Regions from separate parts of the Homo sapiens genome. Here region 2 is linked to region 1. The links are chromatin loops, found by intact Hi-C in ENCODE. Cell type or tissue: PC-9. All regions are shown on one strand. Each heading gives the region's core, and the rest is flanking DNA. Links, peaks and the distances in the headings are about the cores only.

Region 1 (5,000 bases), core at 1-5,000:
GAGGAATTTCATAGTTTCCTTCATAAACCAGTAACTTCCAACTGTATATGGCTGGTTCATTTCCAGCTCTTTAACATGCAGAGGCCCTGGGTCTCATCAACCATCTCTCTGTTGCCATTAAAATCTCATCACCCTGACATCGAGTACCCTGAATGTACTCAACTTTGGCTCCATGCTCCCTTAAGTTTTGTGATCCTTCTTTATTTCTGGCACCTGAGAATGTTGCCTTCTTTCTTTACACAAGGCTCATATTTTAGGTAAAATTTTATTCTTAATTACTTTATCTGTTTTTGTGAAAAGGGAATTATACATGTCAATGCAAATCACTCTATTGTACACAAATTCCAGATATACCTTTACAAAATGCAAAACTTATCATATTGTTCTCCTACTTAATATTCTCAATGTTGTTTCATTGGCCTTAAGATAAAGTCCAAAGTCCCTTACCTAGGAAATAGTAGAGCAAAGCAGCTTAGAGCATGGCTTCAAGAGTTAGGATGATCTCAGTTTGTATCCATGTATGATTTCTCAACTATGTGACTTTGGACTAGTTAATGTCTTAGCCAGTTTTGTCATCTGTAAAACAGAGATAATTCTAGCACCTACTTCATACAGTCACTGTAAACTCTAAATGAGACAAGGTTGTGATCAGTCTGCAAGAGTGGAATGAACTTCCACTCCAAATTTGGTTCAGATTGATGATGCCAAACATGCACCAAAGGGTACGAAATGGTCCATGACTCATATAATAAGGCTTTCTGGGGAGAGCAGAGCAGGTCCAAGCAGGCCCAAAAATGGCTTGAGAAAGCAGGAAAAAGATACGTGGCTTGGCTTTATTGTGGTTTGGTATGAGGGTTCAGACTTGTAATTAAAGACAACACACATAAAACACACAGCATGGTGCCCACCATCATAGGCAATAAATGTTGGTTATCACAATAATATTGTTATCATGATTTAGAAGAATTTTCATGACCTTTGTAATGTCATTTTTCCCTATTACCCTCCTCATTCTACCCTCCAGCCATACTTCAGTTTTCTTGGATTCTTCAAGATAACATGGTCTCAGTGTCTATCATCTTGGTTTCTTTATCTGCAAGAACTTCCATTCCACCCTTTTACTTAGCTAGTTCTCAATCTCTCTTTAGGTTTTAACTTAAGTAGAATTTCTTTCAAGAGGTCTTTCCTGACTCCTCAACAAGTTTACACTCCCACCTCTGCTCTTACACACGCACACACACACACATTGTAATTCGTTTATTTGTACTTTTTCCAACTGTTTTGAAGGCTTTATGGCGACTGAATCTCTCAGACCTGGCACAGTGTCCAGCACATAGTAGATGCTCAATAAACATTTGTTGAATGATGCAGTATCTCATTTAATCCTCTTAATGCTGTAAGTCAGGTATTATTCACTTTGCCAATGGAAAAATATAAGCTCAGAGAAGTTGAATAATAACTGAGTGCCACACAGATATTAAATAATATATCAAAAAATAAGCCCAGATTTTCTAACCCTTCCCTTCATTAAACAGCATGTTTTCCATCTCTCTTTGTTGTTGTTGTTGTTGTTGTTTTTCTGGTTTGTTTATTTGTTTGTTTGTTTTGAGACAGGGTCTTATTCTGTCACCCACACTGGAGTGCAGTGGCATGATCACAACTCTCTGCAGCCGCAGCCTCCCAGGCATAAGCTATCCTCCCACCTTAGCCTCCTGAGTAGCTGGGACTATAGATGCATGTCACCTTGCCCAGCCAATTTTTTAAATTTTTTGTAGAGATGGGGTCTGTCTTCTGTCTCTTACTGCATCCATTATAATTAAGGTAGACGAAGTAGAAATAAAGTGGATTCCCACCTAAATAGTGGGAATTGAGAGAAACAGGAAGGCTTCTTATCAACTTGCTCCCTCATCAAGAACTGATACCAACATTTTAGCTTAGAAGTTTATCCATTAGTTTACATTAACCTACATGAATGCCCCTTGGTAAGGAGAATACAAAGATTACTCCCAGTTATCAAAGTTTCCAAATTTTATTTATTCATCTCTTCAGATTGACTCCCCAAACCCTGAAAACTCTTGCTCCAACCCACCTGTTCAGCTGTCCCCAACCAGTCTATCCCTTGTCCTGCATTGCTCACTGCCCCTTCACACTTCTGTGCATTTGTCCTTACCCTTCACTCTGCCTAGTGGTTTATTTTTATTTTTATTTTTTTGATGGAGTCTCACTCTGTCACACCAGGCTGGCATGATCTCAGCTCACTGCAACCTCCGCCTCCCAGGTTAAGCTATTCTCGTGTCTCAGCCTCCCAAGTAACTGGGACTACAGGCACAAGCCACCACACCTGGCTAATATTTTTGTATTTTTAGTAGAGACGGGGTTTCGCCATGTAGGCCAGCCTGGTCTCCACCTCCTGACCTCAGGTGATCTGCCCGCCTCAGCCTCCCAAAGTGCTGGGATTACAGGTGTGAGCCACTGTGCCTGGCTCTGCCTGGTATTTTTTTTCTGCTTTCTTCATCTAGAAAAACAACTCGTGATTCAAGAAGACAGCCTCTATTTAACCTCTATTAAATCTCCACAAAAATAATGCATACCCAGGAACCTGAGACCTCTACAAAACAAGGCAATGATGCTCAGCATCATGGTTACTGCCCAGTTAGGGCTGCTCCTTTCAAAACCATGGATGGATTCCACCATTTACTTTGTAGCCTGAATTTAACAATCAAAAAACCCCAAAACTCTCTGTCCCAGGCTCTGAATCTCTTATACAGCCAGTTTCCTTTCCTCTGTGTCACCTAGAAGAATATCTTAACCATTCGCAGAGAAAGCAGCAATGAATGGACATACCAAGGCAATAATAAAAATGGACTTGTAACCAACACAATTTTATTCCTGGAGAATCATCCTCACCGTGTGTCACAGCTGGATAACTTGTGCTTAGGAAGGGGTTCTTCCCTGGAAAAAGGAGGAAGATGCAAATCCTATGAGCAACTGGGATCCCATCTTTGTGTTGGTCACCAGTCTTTCACTCTCAGGTTTTTACCTGTGATGATCAAAAGGGAAAAGCTCCTGCACTTCCCCGTATACACCACATGAGGGCGACAGAGTCAAACCAGACCAAGCAGCAGCAGGAAAAGGGCAGTGATGAAGGTGAACCCTGCTTGAGGCTGGCAGTTCTGTAGTCTCATTCACATTGCTCTGTTCTTTCCTTATCTTCCAGGACTTGGGCAACGTGTCCTCCACACTGAGTCTGGGCTAGAAATACCTCTCTCTAGGTTGGGATTTTCCCATAAAATAATGAGGTATTGTCTGTTTGTTCCTATAAGGTTTTCTAGGAGAAAAGCAGAAAAGGCCTAACTTCCCTCTAAGATTGTCTGGAGTAATAGATCTAGATATGTGTATGCTCTCCAGTCTCCTTTCCGACTCTAACAAAGGCTCTGGCAGTATGGCACAGTGGTCAGGAGCCCAGGTCAGGAGCCGGATACCCTGGGTTCAAATTCCAGCTCTATCACCTACTGGCTGGGTGACCTTGGGAGAGTTACTTAACCCATCTATGCCTCAGTTTCTTCTGCGAAGTGGCTGTGATCGTAGTACTTACCTCATAAGGGAGCTCTGAGGTCTAAAGGCACTCAGCTCAATAGTTGGTAAGGACACAAAATTTGTCTGCATGATTATGACTTTCTCCCCCCCAAAAAGTAATTCAAATATCAGAATCCTATCAATGGTCCCCTGGTGGAGAACTGCTGGTCCAGGACAGGCATCCTGAGGATTTTTTTATTCCTCTTCTCTTATTCCTTCTCTTCCTTCTGACCCAGAAAAACGCCATAGCATGGAGGTTAAGAAACTGGACATTGAAGACAAACACACATTATCTGAAGTAAAATACTTGTTCCATTCTCGGTGTGACCTGGAAAAGCAATTTAATCTTTAGTGCCTCAATTTCCTTATCTGTGAAATGGGGAGATTATGATAACAATTATGCCTCATAGGTATATTGTGACTATTACATGAGATAGTGCATGGAAAGCTCTGATAATAGTGCTTGGCATATTGTAATTGCTCATTAAATGTTAGCTATTATTGCTATTCATCCTACATTCCACAAGCATTTACTATGCACCAACCAAGCACAAAGAACTCTTAGACACCGGTCACTATTAAAACAATCCCTATTCTTAAGGAGGTTAAGAGCTTCCAAGTTAAGATTTGCCAAGCCTTGATTCACCTTGTGGAAGCCACGGTTACTATGACCTTGTTTGGAAAGACAGGCACTCAGACAGGTCCATCTCAGATGATCCTTTCCTTGCAGAATCTGTTTCAGAAAGGCCACTCCGCCTTGGACCTCTTCCTTTGTGGGATCCAGGAATCCTATGGTTTCCTCAGGCAGTTCTGGCCTCTAACTCTAATTACCTCTCTGTACCCAGGCTCTCTGACTCTACTGACCTACTGTTTTGTGTCAGGAGAAATAGTAGAAACAGGATACGAGAGTAGTTTCGAGGTGTTATAGCTCAAATGCTAGATCTTCTGCTTCTATCTAGTAAGCTGTTTAACCTCTCTGAGCCTGTTTCCTCATCAGTAAAATGGAGTAGAACATTACCTACCTCATAAGGCCGCTGTAAGCATTAAAGGAGTAAGCATATGACAGTAGGTTAGAGTATTGCCTGGCAGGAAGAAAGCACACAGAAGAATTTGCTATTATGGATATATTTTTTCAATTGACAAGTAAAAATTATATGTATCTGTTATGCGCAATGTATCTTGATATATGAATACATTGTGTAATGGCTAAATCAAGCCATTTAACATGTCCATTGTCTCACATACTTATGTTTATGTGATGAGAACATTTCAAATCTACTGTCTCAGCAATTTTTAAGTATACAATATATTATTATTAATTTCAGTCACTGTGATGTACAATAGACCTCTTAAACTTGTTCCTTCTAACTAAAGTTTTGTGTTTGTTTACCAAAATCTCCTGTAATAATAGTTATGGTTATTAA
Region 2 (15,839 bases), core at 7,320-12,319, 590 kb after region 1:
CACCGCGCCTGCCACATGCACGCTAGCCCAGGGTCCGGCTGGCAAGACCTCTTGACACTTAGCATTTCTCCATCTAGAAAAGTAGAGATTGCTCCCACCTGGGCTAAGTTCCAGGAAAAACTGGTTCATTCCATTAGAGGAGTTAATTAGTCCTGATGGGCCCAGTCCCCTCCAGCAATATCCTGGGGAAAGGGGAAGCAGGTGTCTGGAGAGACAGGCCAAACTCAGGTTCCTCTTGGGTGCTCCTGAAGTCCAGGGATTCTTCCCTGCTTGGGTCAGCCCTGGGCAGAATGGAGGGACCCAGAACCCAGGCAGCTCAGACCCAGGGACAGAGAGCAGATCCCCACTGAGTCTTTATGCTCTGCAGCCAGGACTGTGCCTGGCATGGATCAATCTTTGTAAGGGTTTGTGGTTGAATGACAGGCATAGTCTTCTCCCATCTCAAGGTTTCTTCCCACCTAAGATGATGTAATTAAAGAATGCAGCAGCGTGCCTGGCACCAGTGAGTGTGCCAGGAAGGGAGATGCCCAAGTCAGATTGTGACTGCCTCTGCGAGCCAGGGACTCTTGCCTGGTCCTTTGTATATTCCCAGTGCTCAGCACAATCCCAGGCACTCAAAATACCTGATTCATGCTTGCTTGATGCATGGAATTAATGAGGCGGGGGGTGGCGGGGGAGGAGTCCTCCCTGTCAGTTTCTTGCTGTGTGGCAGAGAGTGCACTAGATTGGGAGTCAAGAAACCCAGGCATTGGCCCCGATCTTCCCCTTGCTTGGTTGTGGGAAGTCTGGTCTTTTCCTCTTTGGGCCTCCGTTTCCCCCATTGTTGTACAAGGAGGTTTGACCAGATAATCACTAAGGTTCATATTCTGGTTACTATTGTTATGAAACAAATTACCCCTAGTATGTAGTGATATAAACCCAACAGCCATTTTATTTTGTTTATTATTTTATGGGTCAGGAAATAAGGAAGGGCTCAGTTGAACAGTTCTTGCTTAGGGTCTCTTATGCAGCTACAATCAGATGTCAGCGGGCTGCAAACATCTGAAGCTCAGCTGGGCTAAACGTTCAGTATGCTGTGTTCATGTGGCTGGCAGTTGACACTGGCTGTTGGCTGGAAGCTCAGCTGAAGCTGTCAACCTAAGCATCTGCAAACATATCGCCTCCCTAGCATGGCAGTCTCAGGGTGGTTGGCTGTCTTACATGGCAGCTGGCTGCCTCTAGAATGAGTATCCCTAGAACACCAGGTGGAAGTGGCACGGCCTTTCCTAATCTAGCCTTGGAAGTCACATAGCATCACTTCTACTATACCCTGTTGGTCACAGGAAGCATTTGCTCACCCAGATTCAAGAGGAGGAGCATAGACTCCACTTTTGATGGGAGAAGTATTAAAAAGAATTTGGGGCCAACCAACAACAAAGAAAACAAAAACAAAACCCCACAATAGCCTTGTGGTCTGTGGAATACTTTAGCCTTGGCCCAAGTCCCTATGACTGGAGCTGTCTGGTGGTGACTGCTGGGGTGAACATGATAATGTACAGGATCAGTGAGACCCCCACACTCTGGTACTCCCTTTCCTGGAGAGAGTTCCTTTTCTGCCTTCCTTCCTTGGCTTCTCTGGATTTTAGGCTGAAACTGTCCTTTGTGAATAGCTTTAGGAGATGGCTCATTGCATGGGTGATGGGGCCCCCAGAATGAAGTAGGCCCCATGGCCTTGCCCAGGATCGCAAGAAGGAAGGAAGGAAATATTTAATGAGCACCTATTGTATCCCCATATGGAAAGAAGTCGATACTGTATTCCAGTAGATGTTACTGATGAAGTTCATTTTTCCCTCATACCATCTCTAAGGAAGAGATTTTATTGTCGTCCTCCTTTTACAGATCAGAAAATGGAGATTCCAGGGTTAAAGTGGCTTCCCCAAGGTGGTATGGTTGGCGACAGACCCATGATTCAAACCACTCATGCCACCTGCCCTGGGGCAAACCTGAGGCAGAAGCAGTGGCCTCACCTGTCCTCCTGCATGCCCTTCTCATCCTCCTCTGACTGCTCCCTCCACCCAGGGCCCAAACTTAACCACTCACCTCCCCACCAGAAATGACCTGCTGTGTGTCCCAGTTCTGTGTCTCTAAGCTGACATCCCCTCAGGAGAAGGCTTCCATGCATGTGCAGGTGACTGATGACAAAGATCCCTAACACTCTAGAATCAGCCCATTACATGGGCAGCCAGACTCTCCCCACTCCCCATCAACAAGGGGGGCTTCTGTGTGCCCTCCCCTTTATTTGGGCAGATGCTGTGACCCACAGAAGATGGTAGAGGTACTGTGCCATTTTCCAGCCCCAGGCCTTAAAAACCTGGCAGCTTCCACCTCCTGTCTCTTGAAATGGTCTCTCTGGGGACCCTAAGCCCTTCAGTCAGAAGTCTGGCCAAGTAGCCATGCTGGAGAGGCAGTTGTAGGTGCTCACTCTGGCCGGCAGGCCCAGCTGAACTCAGTCTTCCAGCCATTCTCACTGGAGTGCCCGGCATTTGAGTGAATGTGAGGGCAGCTGCCTTGGACCCTCCAGACTAGTTCGCTGCTAGTTGAATATCACTGAGTGACCTTGGTTGCCACCAGAAGAGTTGCTCAGACGAGTCCTGCCTGAATTCCTTACTCAGAAAACTGCGAGATAGAATGGTTGTTTTAAGCCGCTCAGACTTGGAGTAACTTGGAACACAGCAATAGATAACTGGACCAACATGTGTTATCTCATTGAATCTATTTATTATGTCTGTTTTACAGACTAGGACATTTAAGCTCAGAGCGATTAAATGACTCGCTCAAGGCCTCCCAGGAAGCAGGAAGCTGGGTGGCATTTGAACTTGAACTTGAGAAGTATGACTCTAGAGCTCCTTGGAACCAAAGCCCTTGTTATGCTGCATCTTGGTGGATCTGTGTGCCCCTCCTGGCAAGAGGGCTTGCATCTCAACCAAAAACATTACCTTCAACCAAAAGACTGAATACTTGACAAGGAGTGACTTTCAGCACCAGGCCATTTCCTGGTTTGAAAGATACATGGGGAGATGTGGAGTTATAGGGCCGGTCCCCTCCCTCTGCCAAACTCAGGACAGCAGGGGCTGATTTTATCTTTATTCATCTATAGCTGGCATGGAGCCTGTCCAGGGTGGGTACGTAATAAATGTTTGTTCAACAAATAAACTAACCCACAAAGGAATAAATGACAGAGAGGAAGGCAAGCAGACTATGATCTGGCGAGAAAGGTTTTCCTGCCATCTGGTGGCTATTCCTGGAACAACACTTTCTATGGCAAGAGAAGAAAATGGCAGGTTCCTTCAGGGTCCTTGGCTGTGTGCGTCTGAGTGCAAGCAGCATCATTCCAGCCTGGAGCTGGGTGGGGTGGGGGTGAGGCCTCCTCCAGGAGCCAGACTTCTTGTTTCTTTCAATGTCGGTGCTCCTAGAGGGTGAGGCAGGAAGAAGAGCTTCCCAGCCACCAGCACAGTCCGTTCTTCACAGTGCTGAGTATTCAGTGGGTGTTTAATAAATGAATACTTGGGGCTGGAATGTTAGAACAGAGGTGATGTCAGATCCCCTAGTTCGTCTTTACCTTCTACTGAAGTTTGCAAGAGGGATAGCTATCTTGAAGAGAGGGGCAGAACTTTAGAATATGCCTGTTCCAGGGGAGCCCACCCCCCCCCCAACCCAGCACCCAAGAGAGTCCTGGTCCTTGCTGTCAGACCTCTCAACACTGGCACCTTCCCACCCCTGTCCTTCCCTGAGGTGGGCCTCCACACACCCCACCCTTGCCAGGCTGACAAGTATAGCTTTTCCTGGTAGTCAGGTGGGACAGGAGTTTCCCCTACAGGGTCCTGTAAGAGACCACCAAATACCATCCTAATTTCAGATGCAGTTTCACCTGGAAAAATGTAGCCAGCAAAGGGTCTCCCTTAGGAAACGGTTGCAAAGATGACAGGAAATTAGACATGTGGAATCGCTGGACCCCAATAGGGCCCTCTACAAGTGTGTGCATTGTTAATACCTAGGACAATTCATAGGAAAATACAGATATGAACCTGTGCACACTCCCCGCGCTGCTCCTCAGCCAGCCAGCACCCACAACCCCCCTCAGCAGTCCTGTCCACCCATCCCAGTCCAAGCTTTTCACCCCAAAGCTTCCCGCAGGATCCTTGGCCACCCTTCCCTCTCCCTCATTGCAAGAGCAGGTGAGAAAGGCAAGAAGGGTTTGGTAAGAACAGACACTTTATTGCACACTATGGTGGGGGAGAGAGGAAGAGGGGTCTAGGGTGACAATGCCTCATCCCCTCCCCTGGGCTGAGTGGTTTTGACCCAGGGCTCTGACCAGCCATGGGACACATGGACTTGAATTGTTCTGAACTTATGCCAGAACCCAAAGTGACGGCCTGGTGTGTATGCTTGGGTCTGTATAAAGCAGAGCTTTCAATGAGAAGAGGCCCTAGGCCCCCTCCCCCAGCCAAAGTCATCGGGCCCCAGTGAAGCAGCAGACCTCACATCTCAGGGCCTATTTGAAGGATCCAGGGATGCTCAGGGAGCCAGGTTCATTCTAACCAGTTTAGTTTCCAGCTCTTTTCACAGTGGGGAGTACTCTGGGGGAGTGGGGTGGGGCGTGGGGGTGAGGAAGGGCAGAAAAGCAGCCCCTCCGCCTGGTAATACTGCAGGCCTGTGCAGTGCCTGGGACCGTGTCTCCTGGGCCCCAGCCTCATGACCCACACAGGCTGACTCGGAGCGGGGGTTCTCCTGGCACTGGGAAAGCAGCAACCCCTGCACATGTATTGCTGGAGGGCAGAAGCTGACCTCACTGGCATTAACTGATGTGCCCTACCTGTTCAGCCCCCATCTGGGCCTCGGGCTTCATGTTGCCTCAGTGAGGAGGGCGGAAGTCTCCCTGAGCAAGAAGCTGGTGATGGGGCTGGAGGGCAGGCAGAGGTAGGGGATCAGGGGACTGTTGACTCTTTCAGGCACATCCCTGCCCTGGAGTTCCCTCTGCCTTCTGGTGGGCACTGTGTGGACAGCACCAAAGCCAGTGGGGGTGGGGACCCTGTGAAGGGACTTGGGGACCTGGTCCTCTCCTGCTACCTCCTGCTCCTCCAGGATTCTGGGGCTGGATCTTAGCTCATCAGGTGACCCCACCTGCCTTTGACTCCAAAGGCATCAAAAGCACAGTGGGGAGGGGGCAGGCGGCCCTTTTCAAACACTGTCAGGACTGCGTCAACGGCAAATGCAGCAGTGCTATGAGATCCCTCTTGGGGTCTCGCCATCTTAAGAATCCTAGTACTTTTCCTCTGGAGAAGAGCTAGCGATTCTACTGGGAACAGCAAGAAGCTGACTGGTAAATAAATTTGAGGATTTTTTTTTTCCCTTAACGCCCTCCTTCCCTGTTTCTGGCAAACCCAGTGGTGTGAAGGCAATGAGTCACCAGCAAGAAACACATGCCTTTCCCCGTAGCAGGGGGCTCCCGAAGCACCCTGCCGGCCCTGAGGCTCCCAATAGAGCCAAGAGGAGGAGGAGGAGGCAGGGGGAGGGAGCGTGGTCTTCAGGAAGGTGGTGAACACTGGGAGTCACAGATCAGCACGCTACACACACCCACACTCACGTATGTGCACACCATACACACAGCACGCACACACACACCCCGAGCTCTAGGCCCTACGTCTAACACACAGCGAAGACACAGCAAAAGGCTACAACGAGCACTAGCGCGCCCACACCTAGCAAGCACACAGCCCCAGCTCAGCCCCTCCCGCTGGGGCCTGGCCCAGCCACACGCTACAAAATTAAAAATATATCAAATATACAATGAAAATAGATCTGTACAGCACTGAGGATGAAAATAGTCCACCAGCCACAGTATAATATTGGGTTTGTCATTTAACAGCATTTACACCCACATGTACAGAGTGAATATACAATAGAAACAGAATATATAGAAGAGTATATATAGTAGAGTGTCTCTCCTGGGGCTCTGCTTTTCCTGTTGCTAATTCTGCTTGGGATTTGGCAAGGGGCCAGGTAGGAGGTGTTGTCGGGTGAGGGGGACTGCGGTGGGATGTTGTGCCCCAAAAGCTCATCTCTTTGGGGAGATGTGGGTCTCTCTCTCCCCTCAAACACTCAGGAAAGACAGGTAGGGCAGAGGGGGCTAGAAAGGGGAAGCTGTGGAAGAGGGATGAGTAAGGGAGATGGCAGGGTTGGGGGATAGACTGCTCCCAGGCTTGGGGGAACAGTAAGGAACTCAGGGGTAAAGGAGGGGACCCTGATTCTGGTCTGTCCCTCCAGGTCCTAAGAGCAATCTGAGCCACAAGAGTGACTTGCGACCCTTCGTGAGGGTGTCCGGGTTGAGCACTGTGGCCTGTTTCTGCCCTGCCCACCAGAGCTCTCAAAGATGGAGCCAGTATTCCCTCCTTTCTCCCTCCTTTCCTTCCTTCCCCCACCCCATCCGTCCATCCATCCATCCATCTATCCATCCACCCCCACCCCCCAACCCATCCATCCATCCATCCATCCATCTATCCATCCATCCACCCCCACTCCCCAACCCATCCATCCATCTATCCATCCATCCATCCATCTCTCTGCAGACATTTACTCTTGGGTCAGGTTCCTCCCTGGCTGCACTCTGAGAATGGGTTCTCTTCCAGAGGAGGCCCTGAAGGTAATGGCAGGTGGGGTCGCTGTTGTCAGCTGCAGCCTTCTGCACAGGCTGGCCTCCATCCTGAAGACCAGCCCTTGCCTTTGGCAGCCTCTACTGTCCACAGCACTGCCTATGGCACTGGCCACTGTGGGCCAGGAAGGCTTGGGAAAGGTTTCCAAGGTGTCTGCACATGATGTGCACACTGGGCGGCTGTGCTTGTGTAATAAGGAGAGTGAGTGGTGGCTCAAAGGGGCAGTGAAATTATCTGTCTTTCCCCAGGAGTGAGGCTTCCTGGGGATAAGCCTGTGAACTCCAGGGACCCCTGTTCCAGGGGAAAAGCTGCCACTAGACAGAACATTGGACCCCAGGTGAGGAGGGAGGGGAGTGTGCTTCACCATTGTGCTCCAAACCATCTAATTTGTGCTAGGAACCAACAATTTGTGCTCTGGAAACCTCTCCGTGCACTGTCCTTCTCTCTCCAGGAAAGAGGCAGAGGCCACCACTGTGGGCTGGGGAGGGGTGCTGGGGACAGGGAGATGGCTAAGCCCTAATTGAGGTGGGGAAGGTTCTGGTCCCGGTCACTGCACTCCCAGACAAGATGCAGGAGCACACACCACACACCCCAGGCAGGGCCAAGGACATGGGAAGATTCCACCCAGGGACCAGGGCAGAGGAGGTTCCTCACCTTCTGCTACCAAGGCTCATGCTGAAGCCAAGGGCAGCACATACCTCAGAAAACAGAACTTGGGGCTTCTGCCTAGGCCCTCCCAAGTCTGAGCCCTGAGCCCTGGCACACCTGCTCCCACCCTCCGCCTTGGAGCAGGTAGCCTCTTGGACCAGGAGCAACCCCGTCTGGGCTGGGCAGGATGGTGTCCTGTTCTCATGGCAGAGTGAGCCAAAGTCCACTCTCCTTCCCCAGCCCCAAGGCCTCTCACCACCACCATCTGACCCCACAGCCCTAAGAACTGCAGGTGGCAAGTTACAGGGAGAGAGGGAGGTGAGTGACTCCTGCAGTGGCCACTTGGAATCTCCCATGGACTGGGAAGCAGGCCTTATGGGTTGTTCCAATTACATGGCTACAATTTGGCGGAGGCTCTTGGAGGGCTAGATGAGTGGGGTCCTGAATTAGGAAACAGAGCTGCTCCCAGCCTCCTGCTCAGGGCTAGGGAGCAGAGTCTACTGGGACTGAAGAGGGGAGTGAGGCAGGGCAGACCCTCTCTTCTTGGGCAAAGGGCCTGGCCTGGGCCTGGTGGCCACCTCAAGAAAGAGGCCAGGCCTGGACAAGTGGGCAGGTTGAGCGTGGGGGGAGAGGCGGGCAGGGCTTGGGCAGTGGTCACAGCTCCGACTCAGGGGTGCTGGCCAGCAGGTAGCCGCTCCCATAGCGTCCATTGGGGTTACCGCTGGTCTCCAGGGGTGATGTGCTGCCGGGCCCCAGATAGGAACGGTGAGTGGGCATGGGGGAAGGTGCCTCACTGGGCACCTTGCTGAGGATGAAGCGGGTCTCATCGTTCTCCTCCAGGTTGGAGATGTCCTTCATCATGCGGCCCTTCTTGTAGGACACGGAGAGGGTGTTGGAGCCATCAGAGAGCAGGTGGAAGTGCCGCAGGACGAACACCACAGGGATGGGCAGCGTCGCCACGACGATGAGGGTGATCAGGAGTGCCATGGCCCAGTTGGGGAAATACAGGTAGCGCTCGGCAGCCTGCGGGTGGGCTGCCTTAAGGGCTGCTGCCGGCACTGTGACAGCCCTCCCCGCCCAGGCCCTCCAAGACTGCTCTCCTGCCCTCACCCATGGCCTTCCACTCCTCTCCCCTCCCACCATCCTGGCCAGGCACAGCCAAGGATGGGGGTTTACCTGGTCACCTTGGTGAAAGGGTCTAGGGTGGTTTCTCCTACTATAAAATGGACTAATTCCACTCCACAGGCATGGAGAGAGAATATGGGTTAGAAAGACTGGATAAGTGCATTAATCTTTCTGAGCCTCGGTGTCCCCGTTTGTGCTACAGGGATGATGCCACCTCTGTCTTTGGCTTGTTGTAAGATTGCGGTTTAGGTGTGAGGCACCTGGCAAGGCCTGGCACATAGCAGCTGCCCTAGAAAGGTGTATCCCTATCAGTGGTTGCATTCAAGGCCTGAGAAGATGCAAATGTCCCTGGGGTTTGGGGCCCCACCCCTCACCTCCTCCTTGATCCAGGCGCTGTAGCCCGGGGGCGTGACCCCCAGCTGGATGATGCTGGCTGTGGTGAGCACAGCCATGCATAGTGGAGACACGAACTTCCACATGTAGAAATAGAAGCGGTAGGGGCGGAAGCCCAGCATCTCCGTCAGCTCCTGCATGAACCTGCCAGGCATAGCAGAGGGTCCAGCAGTTGGCATCCCTCAGTCACACCTCCCTCTTCCCCCATCACCATCTCCTCCAGAAAGTCTTCGTTTCCCAGTCCCTCCCTCCTGGGCTCTTCTATTCTTCACATTCAGTGCTCATTGTGTGTGGTCTGGCTGGCCTCTGGGAAGGCTCTACTGTCCTCCTCTAACCTCTTCTGATTCCGTCACATCATACCCCATCCAGAGATATGATAGGGCCCACCAGACACACCCTGGGCAGGTGCACGTCTGTTTTATGTATAGACAGCTTGTGTGTTCAGGGAGGGGCCTAGCCCTTTCACACTGGCCTGGCTGAAGGCTCCCCCTGCTGGAAAAGCAGTAGAAGTGCACTTCTCTAGAGTCCAAAGGTAGAGAGCTGCCCTGACTCAGGGGTTTCTCACCAAGGGGTGAGCAGAATTCTGGAAGGCAGGCAGGCTTGTGCTTGAATGGCATACAAAAGAATCATCTTTACCTCAATAACCGCTAACTAAAATCTTGCATTACTTTCTATTATATTATGAATGCAAGCAAACACAGTAGTATTAACAATACCTGTGACTGTCACCAATAGATTACAGATATTTTCATATTACATCCCAGTTATTGAAAATATTGAGTCATCGCTGATTTTCATCACTACTTCAAAGTTACCACTGTTATTAGATCTATAGCTAGATCTTGTAACAATGCATTAAAAATAAAGTGCTCATACATTACTATATCACAAATTTTAAATGATATTTTGCTATTTTTCAATATAATAAGTTTCTTATATAACCCTACACATTTTATCTTATGCATTTAAAGTAACATACAGGGACATCACCAGACTGCCGAAGGAGTCCAGGACACAAAAATCAGCCAGAGTCCTTTGTGGCAGTGTCTTACAGCCCTGGCCCACAGCAGGTGGAAGCAGAGGAGTGTCCTTCCCCCCACTCCCTGTCCCCTCCTGTGCTCTCCTAGGAAGCAGACGGCCCCTGTGAAAGAGCCCCACTGCCAAACCAGGTCCAGGCATCAGGGAGGGTCAGACCAAGTGGGTTAGTGGAGGTGGGTCTTGCCAAGGACAAGGACAATGTGGTCATGGTCGATGCTGAGTGAGTCAGAGAGACCTAGTTCTAGAACTCCTGGGAACACGTATTTGCCCTAACATGAGGGATGAGGCCAAGAGTTTACAGTAAGTGTACAACTGCCCTAGGCCTAGGCTGTGAGACCCAATCCTTTCTTAGAGCTGAATCCTCTTACCCTGCACAACCCCAAACTTGGGGCCAAAATCATACCTCATCTCATACCCCTATCTAGGCCCTTACAATTGTGAACCAGGCTGCTGAAGTCTACACGTTCTTGGAGGGCAAGGGCCTCTTGTAGACCCACTAAGCCCTTCACAAAAACTTAACAGAGTTCTGAAGAGTTGGTACCCAGGAAAGGTGCTGTGGTAATTTAAGGATGATGCCAGGACCTGCACCCAGGACACCCAGTCCTCAGACTGGCTCTGTTTCTCCCTGGACAAGTGGCCTTAGGCAGCCATGTCCTTGCACTACACCTCAGTTTCCCTAAATGATCCGTAAGGGCACTTTCAGCTCTGCCATTGTGACTCTATGATCTGCCTCTCCAGGGAGTCATGATAGGACAGACCCCTCCTCCCATCCCACCTTTCCCCCATGTTCCTCTTACTTCTTGGTTCCATAAATCCAGGCCACAGCGATGTTCTCAAGGATGACGATGAGAGTGAGTGGCAGGGTGGCCGAGTAGTCATCGAACATGGTGACAAAGTAGTTTCCGGAGCGCTGGACGAACAACAGCCCCACGAGGAATGCAAAGACACAGCAGCCCACTACAGAGAGCCGGGAGGCCGGTTTGGGGGCAAAGGTGCAGGGTGGGCAGGGCCCTGGGGGTCTCGGGGGCACCCAGGCCCCTCCCATCACATCCCTCCCCAAAGCATGCCTGCAGCCCTCCTGCCAGCAGGCTCAGTCCTGCACGAGGGATCCAGATGCTCAGGTTCTGAGCCCCGCTCTACTAGTCGGGGAGCACCTGAGGAAGGCGTTGTGTCTAACTTTCATCCCATGCCTCTGCCCCAGCACAGGGCCTGGCCCGTGGCAGGTGCGCTACTTAATTGCTGTATTTAACTTAAATGATTCATCTGATTGTTACCAGTCTTTTTCTCCACCTCAGTTTCCCCACTTGAGAACAGAAAGATACCCCGCTTTAGGGATGCAGATGAGAGGTATCCCTCTATGGGCCCTAGATCAACGCAGCAAACCCCGAAGGGAACTGTGGACACAGCCCGGGACTGGAGTGACAAAGATGGAACAGGGCGCAAGGCCAGTGAGTGCCCCTGCCCAAGACGACTCAGCACCCACTTCCCAAGACGACTCAGCAGGCCCTTGGGGAGAGGGGCAAGTGAACTAACAAAGGGGCCTAGATGCAGGCCTCCCGGCTCATGTTTGCTCCAGATTTCCAAGTAGCTTTCTCTTCCTGGCTTGTGAGTGCTAATCACTGAGTGGCACAGCCAGGCTCCAGCTGTGTCCCAGTGTGGGGTGGAGCCTTCTGGGTGTGGGGTCATGAAGGACCCAGTCAGAAGCCAGAACGGAATTGTTGTCCACAAGGGCAGCCTGCAGAGCCTGGGCATGGGGGCAGGGAGGAGTTACCTGTGAACATCTCCTTGGGCACCTTGAAGGTGTCGATGATGGGCGTGGTGATGCCTGCCATGGTCCCGATCATGCTGCCCAGGCCCAGGTTGATAAGCATCAAGAAGAACATGACGGACCAGAACGGGGAGGCGGGGAAGTGCGTCATGGCCTCAGTGAAGGCGATGAAGGCCAGGCCTGTGCCCTGCACGGACTGAAGGTGGGGTGGAAAGCAGGGCCTGTGAGGTCACCCCTCCCTGGGGAGCCCACTGCTTCCTTCCCTCTGCCCTTCAAACTTTTGGAATAACTATTCCCTCTTTCACAGGGGTTCCCACCTCCACCTAAATCCTGTTGATTTTGGCCAGTGGGTCTCGAACTTTAGCAGGCATTGGAATCCCCTAGACGTAGCTCAAAAACACCAACTTGGGAGTTCACCTGTGGGACCTGGAATCTACGGGTTGTACCAGGAGCTTAGGTGATTCAAGTGAAGATGCTCATGTTTAGAAATACACCCAGCTCAGGACCCTGCTCCTCTAAGATGTCTTTCCTGATTGCTCCAGCCACACTGTGGCCGCTCCCAGCTCAGAACTTCTGAACTGCAGATCTTCATGCAGTGGTCTCAGCCTCGGCTCTCAATGGAAGCACACCGGAGCCTTTAGAAACACCGACACCTGGGTCTCACCCCACGGACAATGACTGGATTGGTCTGGGGTGAAGCTGGGTGTCAGAGTTTTTTTTTAAAACAAACAAAAATACCCCAGGAACTCTAATGGGTAGCCAAGGTAGAGAATCACTGCTTTAATGCTTGGGCCATGCTTGTGGGTCAGGTGACCACACACTGCCCCCTGTCACTTACACGTTGCCCTGTAATGTTCAGTGATTGTAAGGGAACATTTCTTCCCCACTAAGTGAGTGTATAATCTTGTCATTTGAATGCTATCGGAGTTGTATTGTATGAAAACACTGCTATAAACCTAGTTTAATTCAGAGAACCAGGCCATGCCCATGAGAACTGAGCAGGGTTTCAGAGAATGTGAAAAGGGGAGGTCCTTTATGCTGCCAGTTACCTGGGGAAGAAACCAGGGCAGTGGGCCCGAGATTGGGCTCTTTTGCTCTTGATCCGCAGGGAAAGGGTTGGGGTGTAGGATGCAGCTCCCTCAGCATTAGGATGGTACCATCCAATGGAGCTGACTTTTAACATAGAGCCCAGGGAAAGCACCCCCTTCCCCAGTCCCATGAAGGACAGGGTTGACCCAGGCTGATGGGAGCTGGCTCCGCCCCATGTGAGCCTTGGCTCCAGCCTGGTTCCCAAGATGCTGTGGGTATGTCCCTTTCCTGTTACCCCTTCTAACAGAACAGTCATTTTGAAAGTGTCCAGCTATGTAAGTATAAATAGAAGCAAGGTGTCCTAACATGGGCCTGAGCACTGAGGAGGAGTCAGCACCCCCAGCACCACCCTAAAGTCTAAGAGTCATCATGGCAGTGAGATTGGAATGGGGACAGGTTGGGGAGGGGCAGAAGCATCAAGAGGTGATCCTGAGCATGGGCTCTGGACCCAACTAACTGGATTTGGACCCAACTAACTGCCTCTCTGACTTACTAGTTATGAGACCTTGATCAAGCCCCCCATCTCATAGGCTACTCATCTGTAAGGTAGGGAACAATATGAATACTCAACTCATAGAGCTGTCTTGAGCGTCAAAAGAGATAGACAGCAACGGGCAAACACTAACTTCAACACTTCTTTGATGCACACCATGTCAAGGCACTGTTCTGAGTATATTACCTGTGGCAGTGACTGATGCACGAGAAGCCCACTCAGTAAATGGAAACATCGTCCCATACACTTACTGTGACTTCTGAGAGGTGTGTGTCTGCCCTACTTCTTGTCTAGGCTCAAGCCTACCTCTGGGCAGGGACTTTGGCCAATACCTTTCTTCCCTTTCACTCCCTCTGGACACACAGCAGATCCTTGCTTACCAAGTAAACTAATGACTACCTGTCAGCATCCTGAGGCCTGAGCCCAAGCTCCCGCCGGCCACAGCTGCTCTCTGGGTTCCTGCCTGTCCTGGGAAGGGCAGCCTGTCCCCGCACCTTGTCCAGCTCGTCCTCCAGAAGGCAGGGGTCAAGGCCCAGGGCTGAGAACTGGTCCTCCTTCACGGTCATGATGACATTGTACATCTCCATGTAGTCCTTTGTGGTCAGGTGGGAGAAGTTGACGTGGGGTGGGATGAGGTCCCGGCTCAGGACGTTGGTGTTAAGGTACCCTAGGATTTTCTCAGCATTCCTGCAGCACAAAACCGAGAGGACCAGGTAAGAAGGCAGGGGTGGGCAATGGGTGAGATCCTGGAGGCTCTTCCCAGGCACCCAGGTGGGAACCTCATGGGTCACTGACAGAGGCATCTCTGAGCTTGTCCCTGTGGCCCGGAGCTGGGGACAGAGAGTGCTCCTCTGATCTCCATTCCTCAGTCTGAGTGGAGGGGACCTCTCTCCCCATGCACACCTGCGCCCCCACCCCTGCCCACTCCCAGGTAAGGTAGACAGGGAGAAGGAGGGACAGGAGGAGAGATGCCACCTACTCGACCACACACTTCTCATTCATGATGTTGGCCTTGAAGCCCAGCACAGCAAACACCACGAGGGTGGCCAACACTGACGTGAAGAAGTTGATGAAGGACACCAGGGCGGCATCGAAGTGGCAGTTGTTGTCCTGCTTATTGTAGCTGGAGAAGGCAATGACACCACCAAAGCCCAGGCCCAAGGCAAAGAAGACCTGGGTAGCTGCCTCCCGCCACACCTGGGGGTCCAGCATCTTGTCCAGCTATGGCAGAAGACCAAGGCAGGAGGAAGAAAAGAGACACAGAGGGGATGGTTTTATTCATGTGCACACCCCCTTTCTCAGCCTCAACAGAGTTCAGAGGCAGCAGCCCATAGTGGTAAGAAGCTGTGTGAACTTGGGCAATTTCCCTACTCCTCTGAGCCTCAGTTTCCCCAATACGCAGATCACAAGAGTATCAACTTCAGAGGATGACTGTGAGGACTTGGTAAGACAACATAAATGCTGAGTGCTTACATAGTAATTTAACTGCTACCATGGCTTCCCATGCAGCCATCATACTAAGGAACATCGTCAAGGCCATCACATATGGTCATGTAGTACACAGCTCTAGAGAGTGCCATTCACTTGGACTACAGTGTGACAGGTGCCTCCTAGAGTCCTGCAGTGAACAGCTTGCACAGCAGCACAAGAAAACTGAGAATACCAGAATCTCCCTGACGCCTTCTCCACCTCAAACTCCTCTACCTCATGAAAGGAAAAAAAACCCAAACCGCCTGCTTTTCCCCACCATCACCCAACCTGAAGCACAGAACCTAGACAATTCCTGGAGAAAGGGCCTCCGCCTAAGCTTCCATCTGCCCTCACACCTGACAGGAGCCCGAACTGCAACAGCATTGGGATGGCATGGAGCAATTTCCAAAGCCCCTTTCCAACCTATTTTCCTTTTATTGTTTGTTCCTTGGGGCAGGGACCAAGCCTTGGACCCAGCACAGAGCTTTAGAGTCTCAGACAGATCCAGATCCAAATCCTGACTCCCATCTTTAAATGGCTATGAAGCTTTTGGTAAGTGGCACTGACTGTGTTATGAGCTTCAGATTACTCATCTGAAGAAAAGGGAATAGTAATAGAGTCTCGGAGTGAACGTGAGGATCAAATGTATAGCAACAAGTAATGCCTGTACGTAGTGGCACTCAATCCCAACAGAATGAGGCTGACCTCGTCAGGACAGGGTGTTTTGTGTTTTGCGGGGGTGCAGGAAGCAAGGATTACTATTCATGTTTTTAAAGGGTAAACTGAGACCCCAAAGATGAAATGACTTGCTCAAGGTAATGGAGCTGGTTAGTCGGGGCAGAGTGATAACTAAAATATAGATATTCTGGGCCAGGCCCCCGCCCCCGGCCCCAGCACCAACTCCTGACTCAGTTTTTCTATCACCTATACTCTTTAAAGCATTTTCCCCTGTGACCTTTGCTGCTGAGGTGAACCTAAGTGACCTCACTCCAGACAGACTAAGGAGGCAAGGAGCCAATTCAGAGAGTTCACTTCCCTGTGGTGACAAGCCCTGTGTGGGTCCTGGCCCGGCTGCCCCTTCTGAGTACCTGTGGGTAAGTCCTCACCTGAACAGTGAGGTGTTGGA

The links. Hi-C counts contacts between places; a loop is a spot of excess contacts. Peaks named below come from ENCODE experiments on the same cell type or tissue, not always from the same donor. Only the 100,000 strongest peaks of a DNase experiment are listed, where the experiment ranks them.
Region 2: a loop joins it to region 1, with 14 times the contacts of the local background. A loop is called at or near these places in 8 of 110 quality-filtered maps.

The regions. Positions count from the first base shown.
Region 1 is chr1:110,781,586-110,786,585 of GRCh38, reverse strand. No RefSeq gene overlaps it. Among named protein-coding and RNA genes, the nearest start is that of CD53, 89 kb to the left of the region's middle. In PC-9, for the core only: CTCF peaks have their summits at 2,887 and 3,087; a DNase peak (open chromatin) is centred at 3,105.
Region 2 is chr1:110,190,597-110,206,435 of GRCh38, reverse strand. It overlaps SLC6A17 (solute carrier family 6 member 17), which reads right to left. Exons shown (of 12, transcript NM_001010898.4): 7 at 14,223-14,464; 8 at 13,738-13,930; 9 at 11,665-11,857; 10 at 10,691-10,850; 11 at 8,837-8,999; 12 at 4,234-8,360. The coding sequence ends at 7,992. Among named protein-coding and RNA genes, the nearest start is that of KCNC4-DT, 11 kb to the left of the region's middle. RefSeq lists enhancers at 3,341-3,390, 8,389-8,889. In PC-9, for the core only: CTCF peaks have their summits at 9,125 and 9,340 (motif pointing left); a DNase peak (open chromatin) is centred at 9,345.